Regions from separate parts of the Homo sapiens genome. Here region 2 is linked to region 1. A link is a loop called in an ENCODE intact Hi-C map of the cell type or tissue named here. Cell type or tissue: A673. All regions are shown on one strand.

Region 1 (8,000 bases):
ATATTGAGTTGCTTTAACTTTTTCGCTATGAATATTTTGGACAAGACATTTTTTGAACATATATTTTTATTTTTCTGTGTAAACACCTACAAGTAGAACTGCTGCATCATAGGTTTGTGTTTAAGTTGATACAAAATTGCCAAGGATTTTACCAGAATGGTTGAAGTGTTTACACTTCTATTAGTAATGTATCAGACCTTTTGTTTCTCCACGTCTTTGATGACATTTAGTGTTACCTGTTTTTTTGAGTTTTGGACATTCTGGTAGCATACAAAAAAACCTAATTATCATTTTAATTTACATATACATCATGACTAACATTGAACACTTTTCATGTGCATATTGTTCATTCATATGATATGTCTGCTCAAGTATTTCTCCCATTGTTTAAGCTGGAGTATTTTATTTTATATTATCGAGTTGAAGCAGTTCCTTGTATACTTTGTACAAAAATACAAGTCTTTTATCAGATACATAATGGAAAATTTTCTCCTAGTCTGCCGCTTGTCTATTTTTTTCCTTTTTGATGTGCCGAAGTTTTAAATTCTGATGATGTCAAATTTATTGACTATTTATTTCATGATTAGTTTTTTCTGTAGCTTATATAAACAAAACAGTATTTGTCTAACACAAAGGTCTCAAAGACCTTCTCCTGTTATTTTTGGTGGAAATGTTATAGATATGGCTTTTACATTTTGATCTATAATCTTCATAAATTAAAATTTATGTTTGGAGTAAGAAAGGGGATCAAGATGCATTTTCTTTCCACATGGATATTCAATTGTTTCAGTATCATTTTCTGAGTTAAATTCAGCACAGTTATTTTCTCTATTGTGTTACTTGGGGGCATTTGTAAAAATCCATGCACTCTATTATACATGGTTCTACTTCTGGGTTCCATTTGTGTCTATTGGTCTATTTCTTTTTCTTTTAGCCATGGTCATACTTTTTAAATTATTCTAGCTGTACAGTACAACTTGAAAACATGTGGTAGACGTCATCTAACTTTGTTCTTTTTTCATAAGTGTTTTTGCTATTTTCAGGTTTTTTCCATTTTAGCATCAGTTTGTCAATATCTACAAAAATCATGCTGGTATTTTGCTTTGCTTACATTAAATTTTCTTTGATTTCATTAAAGATCAATTTAGAAAAAAAGCAAAAACAACTAACATCTTAATACTACTGAGTTTTCTTAAACATTAGCATGGCATTATTTTCATTTATTTTAGTCTTCATTAATTTATCTCAGCAATGATTTTAGTGTCATTGTATATGTCTTACACATCTGGCATTAAATTATTTCTAAATATTTTGTGTTGCGTTGCTATTATAAAAGATATTTTATACTAACTATTCATTTTTATTTATATTCAATAAAATACTAACATTTTAAATGTATTTTAATGAGTTTTGATAAATTTACGACAACCATAATAAAAATATAGACATTTTTATCTTCCCAAAAGTTTTCCTAGTATCTTTTTTCAGTCAACACTTCAACTCCTAGTTACAAGCAACCACTAATCTGATTTCTGATACTTTAGATTATAATTTCCTTCTTTAGCTTTATAGAAATGAAATCATACAGCATATACTCTTTTGTATTGTCTTTCTTTGCTCAGCATGATGTTTTTGAGGTAACTCCATGTGGTTGCTGGTATCAGCCATTTACTTCATTTTATTTCTGAGTAATATCCCATTACATAAATCTCAATGTTTCTGATTGTCCATTCACTTGTTGCTCTTCATGTAGGTTGTTCCTAGTTTGGGCTATTATGGATATATTAATATTTACTATGAACATTCACATACAAGATTGTGTTCACATTTTTTCATTTCCTTTGGCTGATATCTAGGAGTAGAATGGCTGGGTCATATGGTAAGTGTATGTTTAATTATATAAAGAAATACAGCCCTTCCAAAACGGTTATGTTATTTTACATTCTTACCTGAAACGTAAAAAGTTCTTGCTTCACATCTTCATCTTAGTATTATCAGGCTACTTAATTTTTCCAATGAGGTCTTTCATTGAGATTTCAGTGTGCAATTCTTTGGTGAGTAATGATGCGAATATTGATTGATATGCTCATATTCATTCTATAACTTCTTTTGTTAAGTGTCTTTTTAAATACTATGCCAAATATTTCGATTGTTTTTTGCTTGCCATTGATATGTAAGCCCTATATGTCCTGGTGATAAAACTTTTGTCGATTATAAAAATTGAAAATATTTTATTGTGAATATAGTATTGTAAATATCATATCAAAATTATTATATTGTGAACATTTGTATGGTAAATGTTATTCAAACACATATATTTGCAAATATTATTTGATTCTAGAAGTTGCCTGGTCCAAATGATCTGAACCTTAGCCAATGCCTTTTAATTAATGGTAGTCAAATTACCAGAAGGCAAAGAATGGTACTGGTGAAGCTTGTTGGTAGTGCCTGTCTGTCATCCCTCTAAGATCTTTCTTCTCCACAATTACATGTCTTTTCTTATAGCCATGCTATACTACCTATTATAGTAAATTAGATAGCTACACACCTCTTGAAAGACTGGAGAAACCCAACAGAGACTTATTCTTACATTTGGCTCTTTGGGTAATTCAGACTTACCTGTCTCCCATTTTCCCAACAAAATGTTGGCTTAAACACAAAATACTATACTGTACATTACATTGGAATTTCAAAGTAATTTTTTCATAAAAGATTCTATTTGATCAAATATTATATTTAATGACAATTAAAAGGTAGTATTCCTAGTATATACTTAAAAGACAGCCTCAGTTTTTATTTGTGTGGAATACCAAAATTTTGAACAAAAAAATGAAAAGAATAGACTTCTTTATCTTTCCCTAAGAGATCTAACTGCAATTTAATATTAAACAATAAAAATAATTTCTTTCAGTTAGATCATTCAGATATTAGGATCTATACACGTACATGCCAATCTGCTTAACAATTATCCATTGTGTTCATTATTATTCAACCATGAGTCTTTTTAATGCCTTGCTGAAATTCAGATATGTTGCCTACACCATTTTCTTCATTTATGAGATTGTAAACTTATCAAAGGAAAAAGTAATTGGACTGAACTCAATTTATGTGTAATAAACTAATCTACCTTATAATTATTTTTCTTACAATTAACAAAACAATACTTTACAATTTGGTTTTAGATAAATATCATCTTTTCCACTGTTCAATTTATGCAGTTTTTAAATTAGACCCTCTCCTTGAGTTTACCTATAATCTTGTAGTAATTCCACTCTATCCAGCTGGAGGTTTATCTATCATTACAACTGAAACAGAATTTTCACAGTAGAAAGAAAGAGATTAAAAAATATCTTATGATACCATCCTCAGTCAAGATCAGTGATTAACTTTGGTACTAGCTGCTGTTAAATGCTTTCAGTATTTTTCAATGTTACTTTATGTACACATTTCAAATATTCTTCCACACAGTTTTTATTAAACTTTTTTCTAGTCATTTTATAATGTATATTGCTAACAGGAATGGTTTATTCTCACTATATTTTCTAATTGTGTATTTCTGACATATAAATTGATTGCTAGTTATTGTATATTTATTATGTATTTGGACTATTTATTAAACTTTAATTTTGTGTCACTTTCTTTAGGTTTCTTTAGATTAGTGTTATAAACAGCATGTGTTTGGATTTAATTTTTTGACCCAATGTGTGTAGCTTCATCTTTTAATAACACTTTTAAGCCCACTGACATGTAAAATTTATCTTCCCTCCCTTCCTTCCTTCCTTCCTTCCTTCCTTCCTTCCTTCCTTCCTTCCTTCCTCCCTCCCTTCCTTCCTTCCTTCCTTTTTTCCTTCTTTCCTTCATAATGCTACTTGGTTTTAACTTGTTAATGTTTAGGCCATTTGTTTAAATCCTATCATATGTGGTGAGTTTTGGATTTTTTTTCTGTGTATTTAGAAGAGTTTGTTTTCTCATCTGAGATAGATGGAGAGCTAACAACTTTGTGCCCTTTACATTGTTCCATATCTTGATAAAATTACGTTGCAGGAGGCAGGGTGGCAGGTGGAAAGAGCTTAGAAACTTGGAATGTGAACTTATAAGCACTGCTCCTGCTCTCTGCTCTGAGGCATTTTTTAAATGACCTGTGCATAAGGATTTACTCTATCTTGTTCAGAGAGGTATAACAATACTGAGACTTGTGGGCTGTGGGATAGTCCCTCAATCCAATATATAGTCATTCAATTTCAATTCTCTTAGACTTGTTTACCTTCCACTTTTCATCTGTTTCTGCCTGACAGTTATTTCTTGTCCTTTTCTGAAATAAAATAAATAACTTTTCTTCTTTCCAAATTCTGTAGTCATGGTAGGTTGAATAACAACCCATGGAAGATATGCTCTCCTATCCCTGGAACCTTTAAATGTTACCTTATTTGGAAAAAGGATTTTTGCAAAGATGATTACATTAAAAATCTAATGATGGAAATGCTGTTTGGGATTATCATTATTGGTCCTAAATATCATCACAGGTATCTTTATAAGAGAGAGGCCAAAGAAGTGTTCACATAGACATAAGAGGAGAAGATGTGAAGACATATGAAGATGGCAGCATAAACTGAGGTGATACAGCTATGAGCCAAGGAATGCCAGCAGCTAAGTTACCAGATGCTGGAAAGGGTAAGGGATGCATTCTCTCTAGACCCTCCAAAGAGAGCATGGCTTTGCTGACACCTTGATTTCAGTCTAGTGATAACTTGATTCAGACTTTTTGTCTCCAAACCTGTGAGAGAATAAATTTCTGTTGTTTTAAGCCACCAAGGTTTTGATATTTTATTACAGCAGCCACATAAAAATAATATAGTAGTTCTCAGAATTTTGTGATCTTACTTATATGGCTTTGGGAAATTGGGGTGATTGCATTAGTCAGTTTTCATGCTGTGATAAAGACACACCTGAGACTGGGCAATTTAGACAATAAAGAGGTTTAATTGGACTTACAGTTCCATGTAACTGGGGTATCCTCACAATCATAGCAGAAGGCAAGGAGGAACAAATCATGTCTTACATGGATGGAAGCAGGTGGAAAAAAGCTTGTACAGAGAAACTCCCCTTCTTAAAACCATCAGATCTTGTGACACTTATTCACTATCATGAGAACAGCATGGGAAAGACCTTCCCCCAAGACTCAATTACCTCCCACCAGATCCCTCCCACAACACATGGGAATTCAAGATGAGATTTGGTTGGGGGACACAACCAAACCATATTATTCCACCCCTGGCACCTTCCAAATCTCATGTTCTCACATTTCAAAACCAATCATGGCTTCCCAACAGTCCCCCAAAGTCTTAACTCATTTCAGCATTAATTCAAAAGTCCACAGTCCAAAGTCTCATCTGAGACAAGGCAAGTTTCTTCTGCCTATAAGACTGTAAAACCAAAAGCAAGTTAGTTACTTCCTAGATATAATGGGGGTACAAGCATTGTGTAAATACAGGCATTCCAAATGGGAGAAATTGTCCAACACAAAGGGGCTACAGGCCCCATGCGAGTTTGAAATCCAGCAGGGTAGTCAAATCTTAAAACTCCAAAATGATCTCCTTTGACTTCATGTCTCACATCCAGGTCACACTGATGCAAGAGGCGGGCTCCCATAGTCTTTGGCAGCTCTGCGCCTATGGCTCTGCAGGTTATAGCCTCCCACCTGGTTGTTTTCATGGGCTGGTGTTTAGTGTCTGTGGCTTTTCCAGGCACATGGTGCAAGCTGTTAGTGGATCTACCCTTCTGGGGTCCGGAGGATGGTGGTCTTCATCCCACAGCTCCACTAGGCAGTGCCCCAGTAGGGACTCTGTGTGGGGACGCCAATCCCACATTTCCCTTCTGCACTGCCCTAGCAGAGGTTCACCACGAGAGCCCCACCCCTGCAGCAAACTTCTGCCTGGACATCCAGGCATTGCCACACATCCTGTGAAATCTAGATGGAGGTTCCCAAACCTCAATTCTTGACTTCTGTGCACCCACAGGCTCAACACCACGTGGAAGCTGGCTTGGGGCTTGCATCCTTTGAAGCCATGGCCCAAGCTGTACCTTGGCCCCTTTTAGTCATGGTTGCAGCAGCTGGGACACAGGGCCCCAAGTCCCTAGACTGTACACAGCATGGGACCCTGGGCCTCTGGGCCTCTGATGGGAGGGGCTGCCATGAAGACCTCTGACATAATGAAGGCATTTTCCCACATTGTCTTGGGGATTAACATTTGGCTCTTAGTTACTTATGCAAATTTCTGTAGCTGGTTTGACTGTCTCCTCAGAAAATGGGATTTTCTTTTCTATTGCATTGTCAGGTTGAAAATGTTTGAAACGTTTATGCTCTGTTTCTCTTATAAAACTGAATGGCTTTAACAGCACCCAAGTCATCTTTTGAATTCTTTGCTGCTTAGAAATTTCTTCCATCATATACCCTAAATCATCTCTCTCTAGTTCAAAGTTCCACAAATCTCTAGGGCAGGGGAAAATGGCACCCATCTCTTTGCTGAAATATAACAAGACTCACCTTTGCTCTAGTTCCCAAGTTCCTCATCTCCATCTGAGACCACCTCAGCCTGGATCTTATTGTTCACATCACTGTTAGCATTTTTGTCAAATCCAATCAACAAGTTGCTAGGAAGTTCCAAACTTTCCCACATTTTTCTCTCTTGTTCTGAGCCCTTGAAACTGTTCCAACCTCTGCCTATTACCCAGTTCAAAAGTCACTTCTACATTTTTGGGTATCTTTTCAGCAATGCCCCACTCTACTGGTATAAATTTACTGTATTAGTTTTCACGCTGCTATTAAAGACATATCTGAGACTGGACAATTTATCAAAGAAAGAGGTTTAATTGGACTTACAGTACCACGTGGCTGGAGAAGCCTCACAATCATGGTGGAAGGCAAGGAGGAGCAAGTCTCATCTTATATGGATGGCAGCAGGTGAAAAAAAGCTTGTGCAGGGAAACTCCTTTTTTTAAAAACCATCAGATCTTGTGAGACTTATTCACTGTCATGAGAACAGCATGGGAAAGACCTGCCCCCATGATTCAATTACCTTCCATTGGGTCCCTCCCACAACACATGAAATTCAAGACGAGATTTGGGTGGGGACACAGCCAAATCATATCAGTGATTTAAGGAGTTGAGTTAAGCTGCTTATCTCATTCTTTTTGAAAACTACTTTTTTTTTCTCATTTTGTTGAATTTTGAACTCTGTTACTTATTTTGTTCCCTTACCTGTTTGATTGCTTTATTTCATTTTTATAGATAAATTTATTTTTCTTTTTTTTCATAATTTTCTAAAAGTGTGTAATGGTATTTCAATATTGCAATCTTAACACTGACATCTGAATTTAATATTAAATGTTTAATAAGAAGTCAACTTCCTGAACTGTGGGATAGTTCTTTTACAAAAATTTTGTCTGCTGGGTCAAACAATTATTGATAGACACAGGTAAAATTGACTTAGTGCTTTCGAAAAGCAAGTGTAATTTTGGGGGAAAAATAAGGACTCAAAATACATGGATTTCAGTACTGGTAGGTTCTCTAGTATATAAAGTTTGTTTCAATGCTGGTCTTAGAGAAAATGTAGGCTAATTCCTTTCTAAGTCCTAGTACTTAAAATTCAATAAAGTAATTTTAAAGAGTCATAGATGCCATGTAATTTTAACAGTAATATTTTAGAAATAATTTGACTTTATGACATCGCCTCACAGGGTCATACAATCCTTCAGTTCTATCAAGGGTGGAGAATGCAGGGTGAGCAAAGTAGCCTCCACAAGGTCAGGCTTCATATCTCCATGAAGTTTCTCTTGGAAAGAATCACAAAGCCACAAATTTTAAATTTTTGTTCAGACAGTACTAATTTTTCAACAAGTGGACAATTAATAAATTTATAAATCATGTCTTTCATTTCTCCTTGGCTGGCAAAAATTCATTAAATTACCTCCACAGTTCCTTTTTGTCAGATAGAAAAATG
Region 2 (8,000 bases), 370 kb before region 1:
CGGGGATAAGCATTTCACTGTTGCAGACATTGGGACTCAAATATGTTTTGTGGCTTCTCTAAATCCATGTGCTTCTTTAAGTCTATACTATGTGGACAGTTAAATTTAGATCTTCTATTTCCTAGCCTAGGTTTTTTCCACTATATATGGCTGCATTGTCATATTTGTATGCTTGAAATTATACACTGCTTTATAAATTGATATTCTATAATATATTAAGTATATATTTGATATATATTAGTTACCCAAAGTAGAAGACATGATAACATAATTTATAATATTAAATGTTTTCCCTACAAATACAATAGGGGCACATGTGTATTTGTGACCTACACTAAAAAATTAAGATTTATAAAATTCAAGATATTATCATCATTATCATATGCATAACTGTGCAGAATACTATAGCAAAGTCAGAAGAACTAAAAATCTTCACCTCTGGAAGTCTGACAATCTAGTTTGGAAGATAATTCTAATTCCCAAAGAAAAATCATAAATAGTATATAAGTGAGTACATATCCAATAGTATAGAAAATAGTTCAGAGATCTGGAATGGCGATGAATTGGACTGGCTCCTGGAAGATTGAATGATTTATATATTGTAAATATTGGGAAGAATGTGAAATTAGAAGATGAGAGGGGAAAAAGGTGTGTTTTACAAAAGTGAAAAAATCTGTTTTACTCAAGGTTATCAATAGAGTGGAACAAGATTGTGGATGGATGTTAGGTATAAGAATTTAGACTTGAGGCTTTTAGCATAACATTTTCCTGAGTGTGACCTGAACACATCCAGGATACCCAAAGACATTTTCAGGGACTGTGAAGAACGATGAACCCTATTTTCATCATAATACTAAACCATCATTTGTCTTTTTCACTGAGTTGACATCTACACTGCTGGCACAAAAGTACTGGTGGGCAGAATTGCTAGTGTGTTAATATGAATGTTGGCACTACCACCAAAACAGTTATTAGTCATTCTGTTCTTCGCTACCATGAACTTCCTGTTTTTTGTTTTTTTTTCTGTCCAGTTACAGCTGAATGCTATTGATAAAGCAAGGAAAATTATGAAGTTTATTAAATCTCAGTTTACCAGGTTTCTACATGATGAGAAAGAAGAACTTCTAATCCTTAAAGTATGATGGTTGCTTCAAGGAAAAGCTCTTATGAGGTTAGGTTGAAAGCTGATCTAGTTGCTTTTTTCATGGAATGCCATTTTTAGTTGAAGGAATGACTGACAGATAATTATGTTTATTCAAACTTGGACATATGGTGGATATTTCCTTGAAAATGAGTGGAGTAAGCTTGTCACTTCAAAGAAACAAACTGACAGTATTTGTTGCCAATGATAAAATGTGAGCTTTCAAGCAAAAAGTAGAATTTTGGAAAATGTATTCCATCACCATGAGCTTGATAGCATTTCCGTTCTTAAATACTTTTTTTGGTGAGATTGGTGACGATATTAACAAGTGTATTTTTTATATTCTATAGTAAAATCTGTCAGCTCAGTGTACGAATGTTTACCAAATGAGAAATGTATGATATTAGGAAATCATCATGAAAAAAGTAGATGCATAGATGAAAGATCCATTTAAAGTGCAAAATTGACCAATGGATTTTAATATAATAGTATAGGGAAAGGTCATTGACATTGTTTTGGCTTCTACACTGCCATTAACCTTCCAGAAACTACCCCAGTCAAGTAATAGGGTAGTATCAAAATAAATAAATCTATAATTATCAGAAAAAGTTATTAAAATATTACTTCCGTCTCGTGTGGTGGCACATGCCTGTAGTCCCTGCTACTTGGGAGGTTGAGAACAGGGACCGCTTGAGCCCAGGAGTTTGAATCTAGCCTAGACAACATTGCAGACCCCATCTCTTAGAAAAATTAAAATACGTCTCAATTTTTCAACCATATTGCGTGTCTGAAGCGGGGTTTTCATTATAAACCTTTACCAAAACAACTTATAGATTAAATCTAGAAGAAAATATGAGAATTTAGTTGTCTTCTATTAAGCCACTAACTAAAGATATTTGCAAAAATGTAAAAAAAGAAGCCACTCCTCAATAACACTTTGCTTTGAAAAGAACACTAAGTATGCACACTAAGTAACTTAAAATGCTTTATAATTTGAGGTTGATAAATTGATATGGTAATTACTGTTGAAACAGAGCACTAGTCTGTAGTACCTCTGATAAAATTTGTGGTGACTGATGCTCAAGTCTGGTTATAAGTGTTTTGGAAATATGAACATTTGATTAACAGCTAACACATTGTGGTTATCTGTACTCTGGACTAGTCAAATTTTGTTTTTCCAGTTTTGCATAGGGACACATTAGTAATCTTTGTAAGCCCTTCAGTAAATCACAAGATCTCTTTATTGAGTCATAACCAGCATTGAGTTGTAATTTTCATAAAATGTATTCCTTGTTAAACATATAATGGGCTTACCTTTGTTATTATAAATAAATACATAATTGTTTAAATATTTCTCAGTTTTAATTTCAAATATGGTAAATATCAACAGACGTAATCCACAAAAAACAAAGCACTGAGGTATCCTCGATATTTTGTAAGATTTTAAAGGGGTCATGAGCCCTATCAAGATTTTTAAAAATTGTGAGATCTATATATGTAGCTTACGAATGGTTCCAGCCTTCAAGATGGTGATTCTGACAGGCTGGGAAGTGTAACCTTCAGGCGAAACCAGAAGGCACTTTGAGGGAGGGGAGAGTGGAACAGGGATATATGCTGACAAGGTTGGCCAAGTAAACATATTCAACAGGTTTGAGGAGGTCTTATGGATATTCACAAAGGGAGTCCTGACACATGCATACTGAACAAACATGTATGTTACATGTGTCCCATGTTCATTTTGGAGTGGAAACGACATTTAAATGCATTACAATTAGGTCTTATATGTCAAAAGGTGAGGCAGGAGCATGAAGGCATTCAAATGTGCAGCCTCTGAGAGCAGGCCAGACTGAGCCCAGTGGTTGGTGGTCTCTTACCACGAGAAAGTTACTGAAATTAGTCTCTTAGTCAATCAGAGCTATGTAGCTATGGTTTGTTGGACGGGGGGTTCAACTGGTCAGTGTCTGATGAATGAGCTGCAATTATATTGCTTATCTAGAGGCCAGGGCTTGTTTACCTACTAGAAAAAGGAAAACCTTGTGGCAGTTATAATAGAGTTTATTCTTCAAGTGTAGAGGTACGTGACTTAATGCTTGCCTTGCATGGCCTTAGGTCATGTTTATAATTTGTTATCTTATTGCCATGAAAAGAGTTCGCTCTGTTGGTTATCATCTCTAGTTTATCATTAATGCTGGTCAATTGTGTTTAAACTGCAAAAAGGAGGGAGTATAATGAGGCATGTCCCCATTCTGTCTTGGCCAGGAACTCAGTTCTTTAAGGTTTCTCTGGGGTCCCTTTGGCCAAGGGAGGGTCCAGGAGCTTAGGACTGTAGTTTTAGTTCTCAGGCCGAAAAGGTTAACAACTGCTAATTTGGCAGAGGGGCAACCACTGAAGATTTTTTAGTCTTCAGTTTTGTCTCCCTTGTACCCAGTGTCTATACTATAATAGAGAGGTCTGATTTTAATTCTTCTTTAAATCCCTTCAAAGGCCAAGCTCTTTAGCATTCCTTAACACTTCCATAAAGGCCCCTATGAAGATCCTCTAGCTTTCATCCCCAGACACCACTCATCATTTCACATATTGCAATTACTTATGGGGATCGAGGACACACCCCACTGTGCTATTTAGTGCCCTCATGCCTTAGCTTGTGCTATTTTCCTCCCCTGGAAAGCCTTTCATGCCCCCCACCCCCTTTTTTTTTGTTGTTGTTGTTGCTGCCTATGTATGATTTGTCTATTAAGACCTTGATTGCACTCATTTCCCTTGGGAAACTGTTAGCTGAACTCCAAATCTGGGTCATGTGTTACCCCATATTATTATGACATTTCTTGATTCTGTGTCCATTTTGTCTAGTGGCTAGTAAGCTTCTTCAGGACAGAGACCTTGTGCTTAACACATAGTTAATGCTTAAAAATGCTTATTGCATTTGCATTTGCTTGCTCAATAATGCTTGCATAATCAATGATAATAAATGCTTGCTTAAAAATAATTAATACAAATACTAGTTAGGAGAGTTAGTCTGATAACCAACTCGAAAATGATTTCAAGTCAGAAAGGTCCATAGTATGACTTAAGCAAAATTCTGGTAAACAAAATCAAGTACATAAGTCAGACTCACTTTTTCCTCCTTGTTTACATGCAGATCGAGTGACAATAAAAAGTTTTCAAAAAAAAAAACAAAAAACGTTTAACGATAGATCCATGCTAGCACAGCCTTACCCAGCTTTCCAAAAATGGGGTCAGTTATTTAATATTTTTAATAGCACGTTTGTTTTACGAAGGCCAGCTCTCACATTTTAAGGTCACTGTTACAAATTTGATTTCCGTGGAAGAGGTTTTAAAGAAACAAAAACTTTTGGAATAAAGATTTAGCATAACTTTAAAAAAAATCACTGTACTAATGTTAAAATATGAATAAATTGAATTTAATTTCTTGCTTGGAGTAAAGTAGTAGTAAGTAAAAGTAGTAGTAAGTAAAGTAATTTAAGTAGTAGTTACATTTAAAAATGAGGGTACTTTCTTATGAATGTGCTCATTGCCCTGCAATGACTAACTTTAAATTCGTCTAGACGTGAGAAACACATTTGACTACAGAAATGATAGATGAGCACTTCTTATTAATATTTCTATATCTTAATGCTATTGAAATGCATGCTAAGGGATCCCAGTCTTGTTGTTTTTTTGCTTTTCTAGATGTCATTCCATTTCAGCTATTTCCTTAGTCATAATGTAGGTCTATTTGCGTACCACGTGGGCTGAGTTTGCACAGCTGTCCTTGCCAAAGGCTGCCCTGCAGTTGCTCCATCATTGGGGTAACCAGCTGTTACTTATTTAAAGCCTCCATCATTTTGTATGACAGAGTAACTTAATTATCCCCTGCTTTGGAGATGCTAAATGAAATTATCTTCAAAACAAGTGCACTTCATTTAATATTTTTCTCCATCAAGTACTTGAACTGTGACATTTACGTCATAAGCACTAAGTAACTAAATGCTTTATAAATTGAGGCCTTCTGATAGGGTAATTATTATGAAGCAAAGCACTTTTCCAAAAGTACCTGTGATAAACATTGTAGTGACTGATGCTCAAGTCTGGTTATAAGGGTTTTGGAAATACAGAAATTTGATTAACAGATAACATGTTTATTTACACTCTAGACCAGATAAATTTTGTTTTTCAAATTTTGGATAGGGATGCATTAGTGGTTTTTGTCAGCCCTTCAGTAGATCATAAAATCTCTTTAATGTATCATGACCAGCAAAGGAAGGAAGGGAGGAGGGGAGGAAGGGAGGGAGGGAGGGAGGGAGGGAGGGAGGGAAATACTAAGGGTAAGTTTTATGAAATTTAATTTTAGTTATATATAAAATACCTGTGATAAACATTGTAGTGACTGCTGCTCAAGTCTAGTTATAAGTGTTTTGGAAATATGAAAATTTGAGTAACAGATAACAAGTTTATATATACTCTAGACCAGATAAATGTTGTTTTTCAAATTTTGGTTAGGGACGCATTAGTGGTTTTTGTCAGCCCTTCAATAGATCATAAAATCTCTTCAATGCATCATGATGAAGGAAGGAAGGAAGGAAGGGAGGGAGGGAGGGAGGGAGGGAGAGAATAGTGAATACTAAGGGTATGTTTTATTAAATTTTATTTTAGTTATACATAAAGTACCTGTGATAAACATTGTAGTGACTGATGCTCAAGTCTAGTTATAAGTGTTGAGGAAATATGAAAACTTGAGTAACAGATAACACGTTTATATATACTCTAGACCAGATAAATGTTGTTTTTCAATTTTGGTTAGGGACGCATAAGTGGTTTTTGTCAGCCCTTCAATAGACCATAAAATCTCTTTAATGCATCATGATGAAGGAAGGAAGGAAGGAAGTTGAAGGAAAGGAAGGAAGGATTTTATTTTATAATTATATATATTATATATATTTAGTTATATATTTATATAACAAATAAATATAGTTATATATGTAACTAAAATAAATTATACATATACATATATATATGTAACTAAAATAAGTATACACATAAACATCTTGGATAAGATATAAATGTTTTTCTTAGTGTGGGTACCCTGTCAAAAAAGTTTAAAAACCAAAATCATGAGACTGTCACATAAACCTTTATAGAATTTACCAGATTAAACTCCTGAACACACTTGTAATCTCACAGATATTTGCCCATGGTCATGTTTTTCCCCTTTAAAATTTTTTTCTATTTTTTAAACTGTAGTAAAGTTACACAGAAGATAAAATTTACTCTCAACCATTTTTAAGTATACAGTGCAGTGATACTAAGTATATTCATATTGTTGTGCAATCAGCACCACCATTTGTCTCTATAACTCTTTGCATCTTACAAAACTGAAATTCTATACCCATTAAACAATATCTTCTCAATTCCTCTTCCCCCCAGACCCTGGATCTACCATTCTGCTTTGTGTCTGTGATTTTGAGTACTCTAGGTACCTTATATAAGCAGAATCATGTTTGTCTTTTTTGTGACTTGCTTGTTTCACTTAGCATAATGTCTTCCAGATTCATTCATGTTGAAGTGTATGTCAGAGTTTCCTTTTTGAGGCTGAATAATATTCCATAGTATGTTTATACCACATTTTGTTTTTCCATTCATCTGTCAGTGGACACTTAAGTTGTTTCCAGGTTTTATCTCTTATGAATAATGCTACTGTCAACATGGGCATACAAATATATCCTCAAGACCCTGCTTTCAATACTTTGTGGCATATATCCAGAAGTGGAATTGCTGGGTTATATAGTAATTCTATTTTTAATTTTATGAGGAACTGCCATATTGTTTTCCAAAGCAACGTTACCATTTTACATTACTACAAACAGGGCACAGAGATTCCAATATCTCCATATTCTCACCAACATGTGCTTTCCGTTTTTATAGTAGTAGCCATCCTAATGGGTATCAGGTGGTGTCTCATACTTATGATTTGCATTTTCCTACTTATCAGTGATGCTGTGCATCATTTTATATGCTTATTAGCCATTCATAATCTTCTTTGAAGAATTGTCTATTCAAGTCCTTTGCCCATTTCTTAATATAGTTGTTTGATTATTTGTTTTTCCCCTAATTTTTAAATTTGAGATACTTTTAGACTTACAAAAGCATTATAAAAGTGACACAGAAAGCTCTCCTTCGTCCTTCTCCCAGCTTTCCCTAATATGAACATTGCATATAACTATGGTAAGTAAAATGATCAAAACAAATAAACTAACATACTAAGAAAACTACCAACTTTATTCAGATTTCAACAATTTTTCCATTAATATCCTCTTTGAGTCGTAAGATCTAACCCTGGATCCCACGTTATCTTAAGTTGTCATGCTTCCTTGGTTTTTTTCAATCTGTGACAGTTCCTCAGGCTTTCTTCAAATTTAATAAACTTGAGAATTTGAATAGTACTGGTCAGTTAACTTCATGAAGTACCCCTCACTTTTCTCTTGATTAGATTGAATGTATATACTGTTGGGAAGATTGTCACACAAATAATACACTCTTATCTTTGTATCATATCAAGGATATGATGTCTTATGTCTTATGTACTAATATGCAGTAATATGTTTTATTACATGTGAATGAACCTTGCTTATTTGCTTAAGGTAGCTTTTTCCAGATTTCTCCATTATGAAGTTATGATTTTTTCATTGGTAATTGATAAATATTTATTTGGAGGAGATTTTTGTAACTGTACAAATAGGTGTTTCTTCTTAAAACATATCCACTAAATTTGTCATCCATAACTGGATCTTGTCTATAGCAATTATTACTGTGATGTTCTAGTGATGATTTTCTACTTCCCTTATTCCTTTTTCGTTCACTA

Evidence for each region. Hi-C counts contacts between places; a loop is a spot of excess contacts. Peaks named below come from ENCODE experiments on the same cell type or tissue, not always from the same donor. Only the 100,000 strongest peaks of a DNase experiment are listed, where the experiment ranks them.
Region 2: a loop joins it to region 1, with 5 times the contacts of the local background. A loop is called at or near these places in 1 of 110 quality-filtered maps.

What each region holds. Positions count from the first base shown.
Region 1 is chr7:126,116,140-126,124,139 of GRCh38, reverse strand. No RefSeq gene overlaps it. Among named protein-coding and RNA genes, the nearest start is that of MIR592, 940 kb to the left of the region's middle. In A673, no CTCF peak of the experiment used is centred here; a DNase peak (open chromatin) is centred at 3,959; H3K27ac peaks cover 4,359 bases.
Region 2 is chr7:126,481,198-126,489,197 of GRCh38, reverse strand. The region is part of intron 9 of GRM8 (glutamate metabotropic receptor 8); the gene reads left to right. Among named protein-coding and RNA genes, the nearest start is that of MIR592, 570 kb to the left of the region's middle. In A673, no CTCF peak of the experiment used is centred here; DNase peaks (open chromatin) are centred at 4,967, 5,747 and 5,817; H3K27ac peaks cover 2,105 bases.